Regions from separate parts of the Homo sapiens genome. Here region 1 is linked to region 2. The links are chromatin loops, found by intact Hi-C in ENCODE. Cell type or tissue: CD4-positive, alpha-beta T cell. All regions are shown on one strand. Each heading gives the region's core, and the rest is flanking DNA. Links, peaks and the distances in the headings are about the cores only. Region 1 overlaps RTN4R (reticulon 4 receptor). Region 2 has its middle 20 kb from the start of DGCR6L.

Region 1 (10,074 bases), core at 5,075-10,074, 60 kb before region 2:
TTGTAAGCCCGGCCTTATTAGTGCTGCTTCACCCCGACTTTGCAAGTCAAATTCCGCATTACTGCGCTCCTGCTCTGTTTCCACCTTGATGCATGGAGAGCTGGAGAGCAGCTGGAGCAGAGAAGGCACTGCAATGAGGCGGCAACCCGTGCTGGCCAGGGGCCCCAGGGCCCAGAGCCAGGTGGGGTGGACCCCGAGGCCCTGTCTTTCCACAGGTGTCCAGGGTCACTCCCACCCCACCCTTGGCCTCCTGCTGGCTCAGCCCCACACCCCCACCAAAGGGCCAGGCTCCGGGTGAGTGATCCTCAGGGCCCCCGCACAGGCTGTTCCCTCTGCACACAGGCTATCCCTGCCTTCCTGTCCAGCCAGTGGGTGGGGAGAAGCGAGTCCCTCCTTTCAGGGATTCTCAGGAACCGAGTGGCTATCAGGGTATGCAGCTGTGATGCACGTGGCAGGAGAAGACCTCAGACGCCACAGCCTAGCTCTCTGTGGGGCAAGTGTGTCTCAGCCTCTCTCTGAGGAGAGGAGAGCCCCTGGACTGGAGGGTGCCCTGCTCAGCTCTGCCTGGGTATTCTGTGGCTTGCAGGGTGGAAGGTGAAGGGCTGCAGGCGCTGGCCTTCCCAGGCCCCCCACTGTCTGCCCAGCTTTTCCTTCTTTGGCAGCCCCAGTTCCTTCCTTATACCCAGTGGGACAGCAGGGCCCAGCCCTAGGGGCCGCAGGAGACAGACATGCCCCAACTGAGACAGACAATGGCCAGCATGGCAGGTGGCCCAGTCTCGGCCACCAGGACGTCCTAGGAGGTACGGCCCCTCAGCTAAGCTGGCTGTCCTTAGTGGCCCAGCTCTGGCTCTGGCTGGTCCTGTGAACTCAAGATGGCAGACACTGTTCCTGGTCTCAGGCCAGGTCTTGGGTGAAGAACGTTGGGTGTAGGACCCTGTACCTCTCCTCCTGGAACACCCCCAGTGGATGGCGAGGTCACTGAGGCTCCATCCAACGGGCAGCCTCCAGGGCAGCCCTCGCTCCTCCCTTGCCCTGGAGGTGGGCACGGGTCAGTGGAAGGATGGGACTGAGGGGCTGGGCCCTTCACCGACCCTGGAAGGTGGCTCCCTGTGGCCTTCCCTGCAGTTTCCTGGTCCACTGTGGTTCAGCCTAAGACACAGGTGAAGGCCTGGTTATCACTTGGCTGCTTTTGCCAAAAGAGTGGCTTCCAGTGAAATCCTTTGGCTGCCGAAAGGCAAAGTCACCCTCCCTCCCTGTGGCCCCAACACCTGCAGGGTTTGTCAGCAGAAGGTTTTCACGGTCCACTGGGCATTCGCGGGCCTTTGGCATCCTCGAGGGCCTGCCTTTGATTAGCACACACCCTTTGCTTGACCCAGAGGGTCCAGATGGCACTGGCTCCACGGCATGGCCTTGAGAATTGAGGCCGGCTTCGGCGAGGATGGTCCCACCTACTCTGGCCTTCAGGCCTTCACCAGGAGAGATTCAGGCTGCTGGCCCAGCCAGTCTCTGCAGGGACACCCCGGTGGGCCCAGGGAGGGACTGGGGTCAGCTGGGGCCCTGGACTTACAGTGGATCCCACTTCCCCCACGTCTTGCTTGGTTCTGGGCATAAGGGTCCTAGTTCTTAGGGCCTGGCCTGGCCCTCTCACTGCTCCCGGGAAACCTCGGGAAACATGGCAGGCTGTGTTCCCCATCCTCAGGCTCCCAAGTCGCTTCTGTCCAGTCCTCTGCTGGTATCTGTGACTCAGCACCATGACGGGGCCCTGTCCAGGGCGTCCTGGGCAGAAGGCTGCTCCGAGTGCACAGCGGGCACCCCCATGGACAGGCTGCGTCCATGTGCCACTCCTTGGCCGCCCTCTCTTCATCTGTAGTGATGACACAGTGACCCCCACCTGCAGGCCTGGTGGCACTGCTGTCACCAGGCACAGGGAGCCTGCCCCCAACCTGGGTGGTGTTGTGGGAGTGGCTGGGCAAGGAACGCTGCTATCCCTGCTGAGCTGGGTGGGCACTGATGGGCATGGGGACCTGGAGTGCTGACCCCTAGCCCTACTGTCGGCAGGCCACGCCTGCCCCTCTGGGGAACTGCTGTGTCCCCCTTGGCTGGCCTAGAAGTGCCTAGAAATGTCTTTTATGTGGGGAGTCGGTGGGTGAGGGCCCCACTGTCCCATCCCTTGAGGAAGGGAGGGCTCTGGGCAGGGTCTGCACCAATTCCCCAGTGCCTGCTGAGGCCTGTGGCTGCCTCAGGGACAGTGTCAGTCACCCCTTCACCCTGGCATAGGTGTCCTATTTCCAGAGTGTAGTGCTGGATGCTTCTGTTTGGCTGTGTTAATTGAGACCAGCTTTTACAGAATGAGCCTCTTGGGGTGGGAAAATCTGCACAGCCTTGGTGTTTAGGGTAACCTGAAAGTGGAGAGTGAGCCTGGGGTGCAGTCTCACTCCCCCATGCCCCTGGGCACAGCTACCCACAGGCCCACAGCAGGCAGGCAGGACTGATGCCATCCTCCAGATCCCCCGACCAGGCCCAGAGGTGGGGCCAGGAGAGATCTGGGGAGTTGGTGCCACCAGATTTCCCAACCATGACAGGATGTCGGGGGGTGGGGGGCAACAGCAGGACTGCCCCAGGCTGGGTCCCCACCCAAGTGAGGCTTGGTCGTGGCCTCATGGCCAGTTTGTCCCTCTGCGGATCTGGAGGGGTCCTCGGCTGCAGCAGGGGGCCCAGATGATCCTGACCTGGGGATGGGAAGGCCTCTGTCCGTGGTTCCCCAGCAGAGCGGGGCCTGTTGAGAGGAGCAGGGGATGGTCTGTTGAAGGAGTCGGTGAACGGAGAGGCATGCAGGGATGGATATGGACAGGGCGGGTGCTCAGACCCTACAGTCTGAGGTGGAGGGGTGGGGTTGGAGGCTGGAATGGCCGCGGGGGAGCCTAGAGGGGTAGGGCTGTGGCTCCACCACTGTTGGCTAAGGGACCTCAGGGAGGGCTTCAGAGGCTGGGGCCCTGGCTCCCAAGGCCTCAAGACCCTCCTGCTCCCCCTGAAGGTAGCAGTGACCGCCTCTCAGAAACCCCTGGCATCCCTGGAGGCTGCAGTCCCCCGCCCCGCCTCCACTCTTTCTCTCTGCTCTGTCATTTTTCAAAAATAATTGTGCAGCAGCACCAGGCTGTCTCTGTGCCCCTCCTGTAGGTTGCCCTACCCCACCAGGTCCCTGGCTCGGCGTCCCCAGACTCTGCCAGGCTGGCCTCACCGTGTGTATCGAGGTGTTCTCCCTGCAAGGTCTTCATCATTCCCCAATTGCTCGCATTTATTTTTCTCCTTCCTTGGTGAGTGGCCCTGCCAGCCTCAGCCTTGTCTCTCCTTGGTGAGCGTCATTAATGCAGCTTCCGCGCCACGATCAGAGGGGGCTGCCCCCACCCTGCCGGCCCTGCCGCTTCTCCTCTGCCCGCCTCGGGATGGATGTTCATTTATTGCCCATAAATCTCTGCACAGCCCTTTGTAAAGACAAATTGGAGGCCTCCTGTTCCCCGGTGTTGGTTGGGCCGATCGGTGGTGGGTTTAATTGGCCCTTCCCGTGGAGGCTGCCCCTGCAGGAGAGGCTCGTTGTGGGCTGGGCCAGATGCACTGCGTCTGCAGAAGGGGCCATTCTCTGCCCCTCATTTTGTCTAGCGTCTGAGGCTGGGCCATGTGCAGGGACAAAGTGTGGATCCTCCCTCGGGCTTCCAAAACATGGCCTCCCCGCATTCACGTGGCCTGGCAGCAGCCCAGGCCCAGGCAGGGCCCTCTCTCACCCAGGGGGTGATGCCTGCAGCTTCAACAGCAACCTCCAGGAAGGAGGCGCATGGGTTCGTTGAGGTGATACAGGAGTGGAAGAGCTTGGTCCCTTGAAATGAATGATAGGGAAAAGGGGAAGTGCTGCGTAGAGGAGGGTGTGATCCCTGGCTGGGGCTCCATCCCACAGACCTAGGTGAGGACAGGCATTTTTGCATTTCCCAAGACCACCCTGGCCTGCCACACCCCCATCCTATGACTATAAAAACTCGCGAGACCCTGGCAGGCACGCACAAGCTGCTGGACGTGGAGAGGAGCGGATTGGCAGAGGAGCACTCAGGCGGCTGGACGTCGAGAGGAACGCACTGACGGGCGCCGGCACCCCGGCAGGCTACCAACCGGCAGCAGAATGACCTGGAGTTTGGCTGGGGCAGCCAGAGGAGAGCCCGGGCCCGACTCCAGGGGAAAACCGTCCCACTCCATCTTCTTCTGCCTTCCCCCATCTGCTACCTCCACTCAATAAAACCTTGCACTCATTCTCCGAGCCCACGTGTGGTCCAATTCTTACACCAAGGCAAGAACCTTGGGATGCAGAAAGCCATCTGTCCTTGCGATAAGGCAGGGCTCTAACTGGGGTTTAATTGAGCTGAGTAACAGAAGCCACCGATAGAGTTAAACTAAAACAGCAAAACTAAAAGAGCACCCTGTAACACGCTCACTGGGGCTTCAGCTATAAACATTCACCCCTAGACACTGCCGTGGGGTTGGAGCTCCACAGCCTGCCCGTCTGTATGTTCCCCTAGAGATTTGAGCAGCAGGGCACTGAAGCAAGCCACAACCCCATTGCATGTACTGTGAGGGGAACAAGGGGACTTTTCCTGTTTCACCAGCACACAGCAGGTGCCTAATAAACGCACAGCGAACTGGTCAGAGAGAGAGGGACCCTCCACCGAGCCCAGCCACTGCACAGGCTGGGAGGGCAGGACTCCTGCCGAGCTTGGCACCCTTTCCTGCACCCAGGTGGCTGTGAGCCTGGCCCTGCCCCGGTCAGCAGGCCTGTGCTGACCCCACATGCAATCTGCTGTTGGTGCCAAGGAAGTGCTACCTGTGCAGCTCTCAGAATGTCAGGCTGGGTGCTCCTCCACTGAGGTCAGGGTCAAGAGACCCTAGGCCAGCTCTGGGGGGCCCACAGGGCGTGAGGGGGGTCCAGGCAGCCAGCCCGGCCCAGCCTGGTTCCACTGCTTACTGTGTGGCCTTGGGGGGCTCCCTTGGCTTTCTGGGGCCTGGGGAACCAGGCGCGAGCTTGGTCCTGTGGTCTGAATCCAAGAAGACAGGTTGTGGGTGGGGACATTTGGAGGGAGGGACAGCCTCGGCCTCAGCTTTGGGACCGTGTGGCAGAAGCACCCTGTCTGGCCCTCTATGAGCTCCTCCAGGGCTGGGCCCAAGCAGGGACCTCTTCTTCCATGAGGGTTTACTCATTCCTCAAAACAGGCACAAAAGCAGAGGGCTGTTGAGGGGTAGTGACCTGCCCCTGGCTCTGGCCATGCGGGTCTGGGCACTGTGGATCCACTCCATGGCCACCTGGCTGGGTGAGGACCAGCCTGGAGGATCAGGAAGAGCTTCTTGGAGAAGGGAGTGGTGTCAGAACTGAATACTGAGCAAAGAGGAAGGACCAAGAAGAAGATCCTAAGGAGTTCTGGGGCTGGGGGCTGGGGATTGGGAGCAAAAGGAGAGATGAGGCTGGACAGGTGCCTGTTCCTCCACCCACTGGCTCAGGACTCCAGGCATGGCCCAGCAAGGGTCCCCTGCCCCTGGGAGCAGGACTCCCCTGCAGCAGACAGAGGCAGGTGGGGAGTGCGACGCACCTGGAAGGGGCTTCCGGAGAGGTGTGCCCTGGCAGAGCCCCACCTCCCCCAGGAAAAGACAGTAGCACCAGGCCCCAGCCCTGGAGAAGCCTGACCAACCAGAGAAGTCCCACGGCCTCCTCCATGGAGTTTGGGGCTCCTCCTCTAGACCTGGGATTGGCACTTTGGGGTCAGGCCAGCTGCTGGGGAGCCCTGGGCCCCGACACATGCACCCTCCCAACAGGAGTGGGGCTCCGGGGGCCACTGGGCTCATGCCCATCGCAGCCACTCTCCAAGGCCTTGGCATAATGGGATCCTTGAGCTGCTGTGCCCGGCGGGGTGGGGGGGGATGGGCTGAGATACACCCTTTGCTGACAGTGGCCATTGCACTTTTCCCACCCAGGCCTCATGTGGGGAGCCCTGCCAAGCCCAGGCTGTGGTGTACACAGGGGCTGGGCTGCAGGGCAGGGCTCCGGAGCGGCCTAGCCCAGAGCAGGGTGGGAAAGGAGCCAGCTGGGGTCCAGGCAGAACAGAGGCCAAGGCCACCAGTGAGAAATCTGGGCATGAGGGTGGCCACCAGGCCGGCAACGTGGGGGAAATTGAGTTGAGGGCTGGGCCTCCTCACTGTGGCTGGAGGCGGCCCAAAGGCCAGCTGACCAGACACAGAGCTGCCTCAGTCACAGAGGTGCCACAGCTCAGGGTGCCACCCCGAGTGACATCCCTAGGCTGACTGACACAGTGGAGGGAATTGACACCCAGGGTCTTGTGATGTCCCCGGGCACTGGGATGGAGAAGCAGAGCAGCACTCTGGAGCACAAACACAGTTGGCAGCGAAGGGTCTGCTCCCGCGTGGCCTCGGGCCCAATCCTGCCTGACATGTTGCTTCATGTCTCTGGGCCTCCGTTTCCTCATCTGTGCCCTGGGGACATTAGCAGTGTCTTCCTGCGGGGATGTGAGTGTGAGGTGCCCTACCACCCCAGGGAGGCTGTGAGCTGCAGGCAGCCCGGCAGTGAGGAGCCCCCACCCCTGCCGCCGCCGCAGTGGCCCGCCCCGGGCCCCAGCTCACACCACAAACACTTGCCTCCCTCTCAACTTGTTTCCGGCATGTTCTCAGTCTCGCTGGATGTTAGTTTACCATCGGCTGCTGAACATTCGGCAGCTTCTATTATTTCAGAACTAATTTAAGGATTAAAAAGTAATTCTCCCAATTACTAGGCAAAGCCCTGGGCAGCCAGATAAACAGGGGGCAGGCGCTCCCATCCAAGGACAGGGCTGCTCCTGCAGCCCTGGGCAGACAGGTGTGCAGGGCAGCTCTGGTGCAGCTCAGCCCCCAGGGCCGCAGGGGTGGAGTCGGGGTGGTTGAGAGGAATCCCCAGGAGCAGCCCAGCCTGGGCCCGACATCTGAGGGTTGCTTGCCCCTATCCCCCACCCAGGTCGGCTACAGCCACCTAGTGGTGAGCCCAGCCCCAGCTGTCACCTCCACCAATTGTGCTGGGTGGTGCTGCCCTGGCTAGGCCTGCAACACAGGGACAGGCCCATGAGCTGTGAAGGATTCGGTCCACAGGGCCCCCTGGGGCTGGCCAGGCATCTTTGGACGGGGCCAGGAGAGTCTGTGGTAGACCAGCAGCCCGCATGGGGTGGGGGCCAGGATTTGATACCCTCAAGGCTGATTCACGCAGCTTTAATTAGCTTTCTGCACCTGCTCTGGGGTCTGGGTGATCAAGGCTGGACACCAGCTGCCACCCCCAACCCCTGCCTGGTCCAGCACCTGACCTCAGGGGCCCAGCCGGCCGGGGCTGGTCAGGCAGAGCTGGGGAGTGCCGGGGTCGGCGCAGGAAGGAGCTGAGTCCCTGGGCCCTGGCCCAACGCCCCGCCCACTCCGGGCCCCTCGTCAGCAGCGGCCGGCCGGTGAGCTCATCTCTTCCTGGGCTGTAAATATCACCCAAGTGCTCACGACTCCCAAATGTGTCCTCCAGCCGGGCCCCTCTGCTGAGCTCAGCCTGCACAGCCCACGCGACACCCCCGCCCAGATGTCTCCTGGGCCTCGACAAAGCGGCCGCTCCTCTCGGCGCCCCCACCTCAGGGACGGGCGCCCCGTGCCGGCTGCTCAGGCCTGGGAGCCCTGCCTGCCGCCTCCACCCCATGGGAGCGTCCATGCATCCTGCTGAGTCCAACTTAAAACTCGTCCACTTCCTTCCGGATCCTCTCACCCCGTCCTCAGGTCTGGTTGGACTGTGCCCAACTCCCCACCCCTGCCACTGCACAGGCCCCCACTGTGGCCTGGAGGGGAGGGTGCAGAGCCCTGAGGGCAGCTGGTGGTGACAGTCAGCCCCGAAGCTGGCCTGAGGGCGACAGGTGCCTGCTTCTTAGTTAGGAGTGGGCCCAGCAGAGGTAATGAACTCCTTGTCCTGGGAGGTGTGCAAGCTGAGGCAGGATCTGCTGTCCTTCCACAAGCCATTGAGGGCGCCAGCATCCACTGCAGTTGGGTCACTCAGGTGGGGCTCAAGGCTCTTTGGAAATGGGTGGCTTCGGTTTCCTGGCTCTGACTGCAAGGAGCCCCCAGCCTCAGCTGAGAGCACTAGCCCAGATCCAGCAGTTTAGCTGCCTCTTCTCAGGCATGACAGGGGCCACTTGGGAGAAAAACTGAATAAAACCCTGCCTATGCCAGTGCCCAGGCACAGCCTGGCAGAATCCTGGGCCTGGCTGTGGGGTCACAGAGACTGGGGGTGCCAGGGGTGCTGATGGTAGAGCTCCAGGCACAGGACAGAGACTGCACAACATTTTGACATCAGGCCATCCATGGAGAGGCCTCTGCTGGGGCTGCCAAGGGTCTCCTGGGCCCAGAGGGGCTGCAGAGGGAGCCCTGGGCAAACAGCACCCCACCCCGGCAGGGCTGCCCTGCCTGAGCTGCCCCCAGCCTTGGGGCAAGGCTGCCGGCCCTGGATCTCAGGTGAGCAGAGGGGCAAACTGCAGGTGGAGGTGTGCGCAGCCACACGGGGGGCCTCAGCACCTGTGGGCACAGGCACAGGGTCTCTCAGGAGAGACAGGACATGTGGGAGGACCCTGAGGAGGGTACAGGCCAGACAGGACCACTGCATCCTGGCTCTGCCCTGTGCTTGATGGGAGGGGTCTGAGCCTTGGGCCGCAGCACACGCACAGAGAAGCGGGCGGAGGAGCTGGGGCCTTGGCTGCTAAGCGCGTCCTCCCCGCTTCTTCTCCCTCCTTCTCCTCCCCCCAGGCTTCTGGAGCCCCGGCCGCCCCCACGACCATCTGGCTTCACCAGCAACGCTCCCCCACACCCTCCCCCACGTCACTGTTTTTCTCCCTCTCCCCCTCCCCAGCCACTGCCCTGGCGGGGAGGGGGCCCTTTCCTGGGAAGGCTTCCTGGCCACGTGGCCCTTCCCTTTTGTTTCTGAGTCCTCTTCGGCCCAGGCCGTGGGAAAGCGTGCCTGTGCATATTTCTGCCTGTGCATATTTTTGCCTGGATGCGTGTGCTGCTCTCGAGCCCCCGGTGCCTGCATGTGTGTGGACATGTGTTCCCTGCCCTGCTGTGTGTGCATGCGTGTATGCATACATGGGTGCAGGGACATGCAGACCCACCACGGCCTATGTTTGGGGTGTGGGCATGCTGTAAGTGGGGGTGCCCCAGACACGCATGTGGGGTCTAGTGTGACCACCAGCAGCGGTGTGAGGGTGCATACAGCCCCCACTGGGCCTTGAGGCCAGGCCTGACCCGCCCAACTCTCCTTCAGGGCCTTCCTCTCCTGCCACCCACCAGGGGTAGGAACAGGGTCCCTCATCCTCAGCCTCCTCCTGGGGGCTGCCCGGGCAGCCTGATTGGGGTGGGGGGCCCGAGAGCAACTGTCCCCACAGGGGCTGCTATGTCCAGACCCATGGACCTGGCATGTGCTCCATCAGCCAGGCTCAACGACGTCAGCCACCAAGCATGCTCCATCTGTGCGGCTGGGGGGCCAGGGGCACCTGACATTGGAGCTGCCCTTGGCCAAGGCTGTCCCACCTGTGGTGCCAGGCAACTCCCTTCCTCTGGGGGCCTTGTGATGGGGGAGAGGCTGCCCGTCCAGCACCCACCCCTGCTTCTCACCGCCCACAGCACCCTAGCCTGAGAGGCCACAGCTTAAGAAAAGAGCTCTTTATTCCACGTCGTCCGATATTTTTACACAAGTAAAATAAAATGCATATCTCTATATACCGCGATCTGGGTGGGAGGCGGCGTTCTGGAACAAACGCTGCCGCCGAACCCTGTAAACATGATGGGGTGGAGATGGGGGTGGCGGGCGGCAGGCGTCCATCAGGGAGGACCTGGCCTGGCCTGCCCCACGGGTCGGCCGCCCGGCTGGCTTGGCGGCGTGGAGAGAGACCCCGTATGTACACACACCTGGCTGCTGAGCACGCTCTTGTGTCCGCTGGGGGTCAGCAGGGCCCAAGCACTGTCCACAGCACCAGCGCCAGG
Region 2 (11,265 bases), core at 2,000-6,999:
ATGTACCACCACACCTGGCTAACTTTTGTATGTTCTGTAGTGATGGGATTTGACCATGTTGCCTAGGCTGGTTGTGAACTGCTGGGCTCAAGCAATTCTACCCCTCTAGGCCTCCCAAAGTGCTGGGATTACAGGCGTGAGCCGTGACACCTGACCCATAATATGTTGTTGTTAACTAGAGTCATCCTACATTGGTGTAGAACACTAGAACTTATTCCTGCCATGTAGCTATAATTTTGTATCCTTCAACACATCTCTCCCTCCCTCTCCCTCCCTTCTTTCCACCCTTCCCAGCCTCTACTATCCTCTGTTCTACTTTTGACTTCTATGAGGCCAGCTTTTTTTAGCTTCCGCATATGAGCAAGAACATGCGGTGTTTAACTTTCTGTTCTGTCTCATTTCACTTAACATAAGTTTCTCCAGTTCCATGCATGTGACTGGCTTCTTCGATTTTGCATACTTTCAAAGTTCATCCATGTCATGGCATGCATTAGTACTTCATTCCTTTTTATAGCTTAATAGTATTCCACTGTATGGATGGATCACGTTTTGTTTGCACCGTTTTGCTGTTGTGAATAGTGCTACTGTGCACCAGGGTTGTATTCCTCTGTGTGCCACTGGGTTGAGGGTTGGGGGATGGTAGGTGCTCCCATAAAGGGGGAAATTGACTGATACTGGCTGAAATGGACCAGGCTCTTCATTAAGCTGGCCTCTGAATGTTGCAAAAGCATTCTGTTGGTTTCCAGGATCACTGCTTAAGACGGTTCCTTTCAGTACCACTGTTGTCCAGGGGAGGGATGGGTTCCCGGAGCTTCCTGATCTGCCACCTTCTCTGATGTCACCCTCAGACCCTCTGCTTTTGAGCCCCAGGCTACAGAGTAAAAGTCTGATGGTAGGATGTGAGGTGAGGGACCTTCCTTGACCCGGCACCCACATGAGGCAGGACTGAGAACACCCTGAGGACTGCCCGGGTGGCTGGGGTGCTGAAGCCAGGCTTGGCCCCTCCACAGGCCATGCATGACAAGGACCACCCTGTCTCTGAGCTTTGCCTTGGCCTTGCCGTGACATTTTCAGGTGTGTTTCAGCTTAGATTCTGCTCTGGGGTTTCCCGTGTAAGAACAGGGATGACGTCTAAGCCCTTGTCTGGCATTTGTCAGGAATATTGGGAGAGGCAATGTGGCAGTGTGAGAAACAAGCTCACCCATCCAAACCTGAAGAATGGACTCAGAGGCACGAGCAGTGAAAGTGAGACTTTTTTTTTTTTTTTTTTGAGACGGAGTCTCGCTCTGTCGCCCAGGCTGGAGTGCAGAGGCGCCATCTCGGCTCACTGCAAGCTCCGCCTCCCGGGTTCACGCCATTCTCCTGCCTCAGCCTCCCGAGTAGCTGGGACTACAGGTGCCCACCACCACACCTGGCTAATTTTTTGTATTTTTAGTAGAGACGGGGTTTCACCGTGTTAGCCAGGATGGTCTGGATCTCCTGACCTGGTGATCCGCCCGCCTCCGCCTCCCAAAGTGCTGGGATTACAGGCGTGAGCCACCATGCCCGGGAAAGTGAGACTTTTAATAGTGGTCTTGCGAGATTGGTGTCTGGTGGATAGGCGCACTCAGGGCAGTCACAGCAAGTAACTTATGCCCTAGCACACAAGTCCCTCCTCCTCATTGGTCGAGTACTATGGGGTTACAATCTTCCAGGACATTGCCTAAGTTTCATTATCCACCTTATAAGGTTATACCCCGTCGCCTTCCCCGCTTAAGTTTCAATTTTCCAATAACGAAACTTTCTTCCCTTTTATGGGCTGACCCTTTTTCTACATTCTGTCTGCTTATTGTGATCTTCTACGTGCATGAGCCGTGCGGTTTGTTACATTCTCAGGCTGGCTGCCAGTACTTAGATTTATCATGCCTTGAAAATGGGCCATTTAAAATGTTTTCTCATGGCGGTAAATCGGTGAGCTGACTGTCATACACTCAGTCATTTTGCCCAAAGTGTGTGTGATGTGGAGGGCTGACAGCCTTCTCCATTACCAGTGCAGTGAGAGGTGGCACAGCTGGTGGGACCCCCTCTCTCTCATGGATATGAGTGCGTTAGAGGGGAGGTCTTGGGCCAGGAGCAGATCAGATCAACAGGATTATCCAGAAAATGGCAGTCATGGCGAGTATTGGCTCCAGATGGGGAGGGTTAGGGTCAGGGTCGGCTCTTCTCACCTTCCTGAGCGAGTCACCAGCGTCGACAAGTTACTCCCAACATACAGGGCCTGGGTGGAGGCTGAGTGCTAGGAACCCAGGCTCCAATTCTGGTAACCAGGTGCAGATGCTCAGGAGAAGAATGCAGCCCAGACAAGCGTGGTGTGCCCTCCAGAGGAGAGGACGTGGCATCAAAGGGCTGTCTTCATGGAGAGCAGGAACAGAGACTTTGGGAAGCCAGGGGGCCTTGGCCTCAGCCCTGCTGGCAGAGGGTCCCCACCATGTAGCTGAAGTGCCAGGGTGCTTGTGAGGACTGGGTGTGGTCCAGGGTGACTCAGGGCAAGGCCTGGGGGATGCATCTCAAATCCACAGTCACCAGCCTAGAAACTGGGGTCACACTTCCCACATGGGTTCCCACATGTGGAAATTTCATTCACTAAATAACGACACATCAAGGCAGCAGTATGGATGGGGCACAGCTGTCAAAGTCACCAGCAACAAGTGCAAGAAGAGAAGAGGGAGTTGCAGCCACATAGGTGCCCAGGTGGGCCCTGGGGGTCAGAGAGGGCCTGCCAGGGGTAGCACCCACCATGCTGACCCTGATGAGGAGAGGAAGGAGGGTGTGGGATGCAGGGGAGGGAAAGGTGCCTGAGAGCAGCATGCAAACAGCCTGGGCTCAGGAAGAGCCGATGGCATGACAGGTGCTGGGGAGAAAGGCGTGATAGGTGTGGACAGGGGCCACAGGAGGAGGGATGGTCCTCAGGAAGGGGAGACTGGTGGCTATGGCCGGCTGCCGAGGCTAGCCTCTCTCCAGCAAAATGAGCCTGGATTCATCCACTCCTTTTGTCTCTCCCCTTTGCTCTGTGGTGCCGGCAGGAGGAAGAGGAGCAGAAAAACTGTTGCTCCATTCATCAGGAAGCCTCTCTCTCTCTCGAGTGGTGGTGATGGTGTCCCCCAGGGGCACCTGGCAATGTCTGGAGACATTTACGGCTGTCCCGACTGTGTATGTCTGTGTGTGTGTGTACTACAGGCCTCTGGTTCCTGGAGGCCAGGGATGCTGATACACAACCTGCAATGCACAGGGCAGCTCCCACAAGGAAATTATTCAGCCTCAAATTTCAACATTGCAGAACAGGTCAGGGAGTGCAAGGTACCTCCTGCTCTTTCCAGCAGGTGCAAGGTGCACAGGGAGAAGCAGGTGGGTGAGGTGGGAGGAGGCTGGAGCCAGACCCAGCGTCTGTGGGGTGCAGGAATATCGTGAGGTGACGAGGGGCCCAGCGGTGAGTGATGGGGAGGGGTGCACTACGGCAGGCCGCCAGGGGCGGTTCCACCAAGAAAGTGACATCTGGGAGGGGCATTGAGGCAAAGGGGCCGCGAGAGGGTAGGTGCTCTAGAGGTGGCCCACGGGCGGGCGGCACTGAGGCCGGGCCTGCAGGGGAGGCGGTGTGGCCAGCGGACTCTTGTTGGGTGGCAAGGGAAGGGAAGAACCACAGGGCTGCACAGGTTCCGAGGGGGCCTAGTGGTCCGCATTTGCCCTTGGGTGGGCGGTGGGACTGGGAGGACAGGAGAGGAGCGCGGGGCAAGCCCCTAAGAGGCCTGAGGGGTGGGAGGGAGAGGACGGCTTCCCATACGCCCATTTAGACCAGAGGAGAAGCGGACCCACTTTGAGGGCTGGATTCTCAGCCGATCCGGCCTCAGCTGTGGGTCCACGCGGCTCAAGGACCAGGGAGGAACCCAGGTGTGCGGCTGCGCTGATCGGCGGGCTCCGGACCCACCTGGCTGGCCTGGGGACCTGGGAAACCCGGTGTGGTGGGGAGACCGCAAGCCTGGTCAGGGGTCCCGCTCCCAATGGGGCGGGTCTCCTGTGAGGAAGGCGGAGCTCAGGGCGGGTAGCCCCGGGGACCGGGTCTCTCGCGGGGGTGTGGCCACGGCCCGGTGGGCGGGGCCTGCTGTGGACGCACAGAGGTCTGCAGCGCGCGGGGCGGAACCTCCCGAGGAGAGGGCGCGGCTGGGAGCGCGGGGCGGGGCCTTCCGAGGAGAGGGCGAGACTGGGAGTGTGAGGCAGGGCTTCCCACGGAATGGGGGCGCGGAGCCGGTCCTCCCGAGGAGCGGGCGCGGCTGGGAAGGCGGGTCGGGTCCTCTCGAGGAGCGGGCGCGGCTGGGAGCGCGGGGCGCGGCCTCAAGAGGAGAAGGGGCGGTGGGTCCTGGGGCGTGCCAGAACCCTTGAGGAAGAAGCGCTGGTGTTCTGGAGTATGACCACCGGAGCCGGCCGGGCCTCGGGTTGGGGCGGGGCCTCAGGGGTGGGGTTGGGACTTCGGGATGGGTTCTCCAGAGGTGAGAGCTGGGGTCGTAGGGTGGACCGGCGTCTGCTGAGGAAAGGGAGCTGCTTGGAGCGCGGGGCGAGGGACTCACGTGGAGAAGGCGTGGGCCCTACGGCGGGCGGGGCGGGGCCTCAAGAGGAGCGGGTGCAGATGCTAGGGAGGGGCGGGGCCCCTGGGATGGGGCGGTGTCTCCCGAGGAGTGGGCGCGGCTCGGAGCGTGGGACTTCTAAGGAGAGAGCGCGGCTAGGGGGCATGCGGGGCGGGGAGGGGCGGGGCGGGACCAATAGCGCATACTTAAGCGGCCCGGGCGGGTACCGGCGTCCCGCCATGGCTCTGCGGCGCGTCTTGCCCGCGCTGCGCCCCTACATTCCCCGCTTCGCGCCGCTGTCCACGGCGCCGGCCGCCAGCGAGCAGCCCGCCGCGGGCCCAGGGGCCGTGCCAGGACGTGGGTCGGCCAGGGCAGTGCGGCCGCTGGTGCCCGCCGTGGACTTCGGCAACGCGTAGGAGGCGTACTGCAGCTGGCGAACCTGGGAGCTGGCGCGCAGCCTGCTGGTGCTGCGCTTCTGCGCCTGGCCCGCGCTGCTGGCGCGCCACGAGCAGGTGCGCGGGGTGCAGCCGGGGCGCGGGGCTTCTGCCCGTCCCGGGAGCCTTTACGGAGTTTCCTGGCGTGAAACGGGTGCCTCCCAAGCATCTCCTGGAGCAAGGGAAGCCAGGAAGGGAGGCGTTTCCTGCAGTCCCTTTCTGATATCGCGAATTTTCCTACTTCTCGATGTCTACCAACTAAAAACAATGGTCGTTTTAATATTTACGATATATACCACTTGTGGGAATACAGAGTTATCACTTGGAATTTAAAATGGAGTATTCTTCATGTTGACACAAGAGAAGCCTGGTGTAGGGCTCATAGCCTGGAACCCCAGAGTTCAATCCCCGGGACCCAGCCGCTTCCCAGACACGGCCACTCTGAGAACACTGTTGGGGAAAAATGGGAAGCCCCTCAAACGCCCAGCTTTGAACTCACCCATGGTAACTTTAAAAAGTGTCAGGGCTTTTGGTGGCGGTGGTGGGGGGCAACAAGCAGAACACTGTTTTAGCCGCATCAGCCTAGGGGTACTAGAGATGACGGTTATCTCCAGGTGACCCTGGGAAGAGTTTGCAAGGTTCCGCTTTTTGGCGCCAGGGTATCTGGTGGTGTTGATTTCTCAGGTGAGACTGTACAGAGGTCGGGGGCTGCACCCCTGGCCTCAACAGGAGGCGGGGGAAGGCGGGGGACGGTGTGAGATGAGAAGCACCGAGCCACACTTGAGCTTAGGTGAGGCCTCGGCGGGTGCGAGGTGAGGGCAGGGATCCACGAACTCAGAGTCAGATGCTGTTGGCCCGAATCCCATGGGGAGCGCCAAGGTCAGCCTAGGACCCGTGGTGGCGGGAGTGCGGAGGATGGTGGAGGAAGAAGGAGCTGAACTGGACAGATGGAGGGCTCTGGGAGGGCACTGCTGTGCTTGTGCACACAAGGATGTCTTAAGGTCAAGTTTTGGCCATAGAGAGCCCCGGCCAAGGAGACAGGAGGGCGAGAAGGGACATCCCAGGTAGAGGAACTGGCAAGGTGAGGGACGGCGATGTGGAGGCTTTGGGGAGTGCCCACATCTAAGGGGCATCCCAAAAGAGGAGCCAGTGCTGGTGGTGCTGCAATAGGAGGAGGAGGCAGCAGGGCAGGAATGCCAGGGGAGGGAGTGGCCAGCCACAGGGCAAGGACGGGCATTCTAGGTGGCAGCTGAGTGGGACAGAGACTAGCCATGCAGAAGCCATGCCCACCTTGTGGCCAGGATGTAGTGGGGGCTAGGAAGGCACCAGGTCAGGTTTCTTTTTTCTTTTTTTTCTTTTTCTTTTCTTTTCTTTTCCTTCCTTCCTTTTCTTTTCTTTTTTTTTTTTTTTATGGAATTCGCTCTGTCACCAGGCTGGAGTGCAGTGGCGCGATCTCTGCTCACTGTGACCTCCACCTCCCTGGTTCAAGCGATTCACCTGCCTCAGTCTCCCGAGTGGCTGGGATTACAGGCACGCGCCACCACACCCAGCTAATTTTTGTATTTTCAGTAGAGACAGGGTTTCATCATGTTGGCCAGGATGGTCTCAATCTCCTGACCTCATGATCTGCTCACCTTGGCCTCCCAAAGTGCTGGGATTACAGGCATGAGCCACTGTGCCCAGGGAGCTGGTGCCGCATCTTCTGCCTGGGAATCCCTTCCTGACACAGCCTCTGGGGGCCAGAGATGGGGGGAGCAGGGCTCCAGGGGTAGAGAAGCCAGAGGTCACTAAGGCCCAGTGTCCTTCCGTGTTAGAAACACCCGACCCTGCACAGCCCCATGCTGGCCCCAGCAGCCCTCCGTCAGGGGCAGCGGGTCCCAGGCCTGTTTATGTTTTTGTTTGTTTGTTTCAAATGAGACTGGGTCTTGCTCTGTTGCCCATGCTGGAGTGCAGTGGTGTGATCATAGCTCACTGCAGCCTAGACCTCCTGAGCTCAAGCCATCCTCCCACCTCAGCCACTTGAGTAGCTGGGTCTACAGGTGCATGCCGCCACACATGGCCAAGTTTTTTTTTTTTTAATTTTTGTAAAGAGGAGGTCTCACAGTTGGGCGTGGTGGCTCATGCCTGTAATTCCAGCACTTTGGGAGGTGAGGCTGGTGGATTGTCTGAACTCAGGAGTTCAAGACCAGCCCGGGCAACAGGGTGAAATCCTGTCTCTAATAAAATACAAAACATTAGCCAGGCATGGCGGCAGGTGCCTGTAATCCCAGCCACTCGGGAGGCTGAGACAGAATTGCTTGAACCCGGGAGGCAGAGGTTGCAGTGAGCCGAGATCACTCCACTGCACTCCAGCCTGGGTGACAGAGTGAGACTCCGTCTCAAAAAAAAAAAAAAAAAAGAAAAAAGATGAGGTGTCACTATGTTACCCTGGTTGGCCTGGAACTCCTGGGCTCAAGTGATCCCCCCACCTTGGCCTCCCAAAGTGCTGGAATTACAGGCGCACACTACCACACCCAGCTAATTTTCATATTTTTTGTAGAGATGGTATTTCACCATGTTGCCCAGGCTGGTATCAAACTCGTGGCCTCAAGTGAACCTTCCACTTTGGCCTCCCAAAGTGCTGGGATGACAGGGCATACCACTGCATCTGGCCCTTCTGAGCAGTGCTTGGAAGCCACCTCCTGACGGGGGCTGGGGGTCAGAGTGGCCAGCTGAATGCTGGGCCATCAGGGTGAGGGGCGTTTTCTCCTCATCCATTGCCTGTTCTCCTGGGGCAGATGTAAGGGGAAGGCCCTGCACTGGGGTGGTGTTAAACAAGATGAGATGGTAAGATCTGCTTTCACTTTAAAGGAACATTTCTGGTTGTTGCTTGGAAAGAAGTGTCAGGGGCAAGAATGCTGCAGGAGGGCTGGCCTGGAGGGCAGGGTGGGACTGCAGGCTGGCTGCACGGGGGCAGGAGCCTGCGCTTGCGTCAGAGGTTCCTGAGAGACTTGGGCTCTGGGGCAGAGGCCTGAGCAAGGGGGCCTCGCTGGGGTGTCTCTGTCTTAGCCACACTCGGTGTTTCTGGGTCCTGTGACCCATGTGTGAGCAGCCTGTGGTGCTGGTGGCACAGGGGAGGAAACCGAGGCAGGGAGCCTGTGGGGGCTGCTCGGCAGGGGACAGGCAGCTCCTGTGCCCACTGCTGTCCCACACCTGCATGGAAACACAAACCCCACCACGGAGCCCCCTCTCATCTCTACAGGGCCTCCAGAGCGCCATGTGCAAGAACTTCATGGGCGGGGTGGGGTGGGGTCAGGAGCCTGCTGTGGGCTGGCCAGGCATGAACACCAAGCTGGAGGTGGCGGTGCTGCAGGTGGGGCAGCCTTCCCCTTCCCCACTCCTGTGGCTTGTGAGGGGGTGGGCACCGTGGGGGCGCACAGGGGGCATGGTGGGCAGTGGTCGGAGGTGGTTTTGGGAACTCACCCAGGGCACGTGGCTCACTCTGCAGCTGCTGGGGTTGGCCTGGTGGGGAGGAGGAGGTCGGAGGGACTCTGAACAGAGAGGGGAGATGCTGGCAGGAGGGCTGGAGACCCAGCCCTGCAGGGCGTGGGCGTGCATCAGCAGCGGGGTGGGAATAGACCTGTCTATGCAGTAGAAACAAACCAGACATGGATCCTGTTCTTACTAACGATGTAATAAAGCCAGAAACAGCACCAGAGGCCAATGGGTGGGGGGAAGAATAAAATGTGAGCGAATGGGGCTGATCCAGGCCTTCTCACTTCTCAAGGAAAGTGTCGCAAAGATGGGCATCGCATCCAGGGCTGAGATTGAGGACTGGTTCACGGCAGAGACCCTGGGAGTGTCTGGGTGAGAGCAGCCCCCAGGCTGAGAGGACACGAGCATCAGCCATGGTTCCAGCCAAGCCCCAGTGACGTCTCCCAGTCCTGGCTGCCCTGCCTGAGAGGGTGGGCCTTGGGATGACAGTGCTGAAGGAACTGCTTTTCACACAGCAGGACTTGATGGCCTCAGGAGTCCCTGAGGCTGGGGCTGGGCTGGGCAGGGGAGACACAGGGCCAGCACAGACCCCATAGAGGGCTCTTTATAGAATTATCTGGGTCCAGAGCAAAGGTGGCACTCTCAGCCCTCCCTGGAGTCCACGCCGGCAGGTGAAGGATCAGAGCCCCATGCCCCATCCTTGGGGCCAGGGGCTGGGACCCAGGTCACCAGGAGCCTCCAGTTGAAGTGGGGAGGTGACTGGGGTGGTGCAGTAGTGAGCCATCCCCTCACACACTGCCAGCCTTGCCCACTGTGTCCTCCCTGGCCGCCCGGAGCTGTGTCCGCCTCCTGCCTGGCTGCCTGTGCTCGGCCCCTCCACAAGCCCAAAACAGCCCTAGGGTACTCAGTGTTTTCAGAGCCGCCTAGATGCAGGACTGTTTGTGTTTTGGTTTTAAATTTTTTTAATTAATTTATTTTTTATAGAGACCAGGTCTCACCATGTTGCCCAGGCTGGTTTCAAACCCCTGGGCTCAAGTGACCTGCCCGCCGCAGCCTCCCAAAGTGCTGGGATTACAGGTTTGAGCTACTGCACGCCACTGGTTTTAAATTTTTAAACAGAAAACAATATTTACATTTCCTCTGTCTTTTTTTTTTTTTTTTTTTTTGAGACGGAGTCTCGCTCTGTCACCCAGGCTGGAGTACAGTGGCGCGATCTCTGCTCACTGCAAGCTCCGCCTCCTGGGTTCATGCCATTCTCCTGCCTCAGCCTTCTCGTCTTTTAAAACTGAACACTGAGGTGGGTTTTGTGGTGGTTGGTGAACGGACAGGTTTGGGCCTGGATCCCCCACCCGACCCTAGCACCCACAGGTGGGGTCGCCAACTCTGCTGATGTGCCTCCTCCCTCAGCACTGTGGACCTGCTGGACTGGAGCAGCCTCATCGACAGCAGGACCAAGCTGTCCAAGCACCTGGTAGTCCCCAATGGACAGGTAACACCTCCGCTCCTCAGTGAGGCCCAGCTCAGCAGGGCGCTGCGCTAAGAAGGGAATTCAGCCTGCCACATGTTTCTCTTGTTGCCTACCCTGGGAACTTAACATGACCAAGATCACTGCACACTATGGCCCCACAGACCCCCTATGGTCCAGGGGGAAAAGAAGACAAACCCACTAGTGTCCACAGAGTGCTTGGTGGGACAGAGACCCACGCGGAGCCTTAAAACACCACAAGGAGAGGGGGTCTGGGGGCCTTCCCCAAGTCATCTGTCTTGTGCATCAGGTCACCCCAAACTTCAGAGGCCTAAAACGGCAGCAGCCACTCTGCTTCTGCCTCATGGTTCTGGGGTTGACAGGGCTCAGCTGGGCAGTCCTCGCTTGGGGTCTCCTGGGTAGCTGTACTCACAGAGTGGTGGCGCTGGGACCTGGGGGAGGCGCCCACTCACATGTCTGGGAGTTGGTGCTGGCTGTGGCTTGGGCTTTTTCCCAACATGGCAGCTGGGCTCTAAGGGCCAGTGTCCCCTGAGACGTGAGAGCCAGGCAGAAGCTGGGTGACCTTTTCCTGCCTCACCTCAGAAGTCACACGGTGTCTTTTCTGGCAAGTTCTGTTTGTTAGAAGCATGTCACCAGGCCAGCCTGTATACTGCGGGGAGAGGAATGAGACTCATCTGCCTGTGGGAGGGGGGCCCAGGACCTGGCTGACTGCTTGAAACCACAACCTAAACTGGAATTCGAAGAAAGAACAGAAGCACCTTCAGAAAACATCCTGCAGAGGCAGCTTTCCATGACACATCTAGCCCCAGTCCACTAAGGGCCCAGCCTCAAACTCAGAGCCCCCGACCCAGAGCCTCGGGGCGCAGTGCGTACAGTGTGGCTGTGCACCAAGGCCACCAGCTGTTGGAGACTTTAGCATGGTGTAGCAAGGGATAGAGTGGTACTGCTTGTGCCCAGTGAGGCAAGGCTGCTGGGGCCAGCAAAGGGGTGAGCGGGAGGCCCTGCGGGATGGGTCCCCACGGCCTCTGAGCACCAGCTCCTTGAAGGCCTCATCCTGGCGGTTGCCCTGGTCCCTGGCTACGTGTCAGCACGTGCTGCACAACTGCCCTGTCTGCCTGTAGCCAGGGGTCTTCCTCCTGGGCCCTCTTCCTGCTCTGGGTGGAGCCCTTCTGTTTGACGATTGGGTGGTCAGTGTTCACTTCCTCAGTGTCACATGGGAGCTGCAGGGGGCCCTCCCACAATGGTGGGGCCTCTGTGAGAACTGGGGAGGCTGTTA

Evidence for each region. Peaks named below come from ENCODE experiments on the same cell type or tissue, not always from the same donor. Only the 100,000 strongest peaks of a DNase experiment are listed, where the experiment ranks them.
Region 1: it touches region 2 in a loop (7-fold over the local background); 3 of 110 quality-filtered maps call a loop at or near these places.

The regions. Positions count from the first base shown.
Region 1 is chr22:20,231,677-20,241,750 of GRCh38, forward strand. It overlaps RTN4R (reticulon 4 receptor), which reads right to left. Exons shown (of 2, transcript NM_023004.6): 2 at 9,739-10,074. The coding sequence ends at 10,035. It overlaps LOC105372863 (a long non-coding RNA gene), which reads left to right. Exons shown (of 2, transcript XR_007068009.1): 2 at 1-4,303. Among named protein-coding and RNA genes, the nearest start is that of MIR1286, 12 kb to the right of the region's middle. RefSeq lists enhancers at 1-106, 6,294-6,886 and silencers at 6,536-6,685, 6,870-7,164, 7,376-7,435. In CD4-positive, alpha-beta T cell, for the core only: a CTCF peak has its summit at 7,067 (motif pointing left); DNase peaks (open chromatin) are centred at 6,655 and 7,015; H3K27ac peaks cover 3,055 bases.
Region 2 is chr22:20,294,926-20,306,190 of GRCh38, forward strand. It overlaps the pseudogene PRODHLP. Among named protein-coding and RNA genes, the nearest start is that of DGCR6L, 20 kb to the right of the region's middle. RefSeq lists an enhancer at 3,082-3,583 and silencers at 4,037-4,306, 4,347-4,526, 4,547-4,686, 4,757-5,066. In CD4-positive, alpha-beta T cell, for the core only: no CTCF peak of the experiment used is centred there; DNase peaks (open chromatin) are centred at 4,156 and 4,696; H3K4me3 peaks cover 1,624 bases.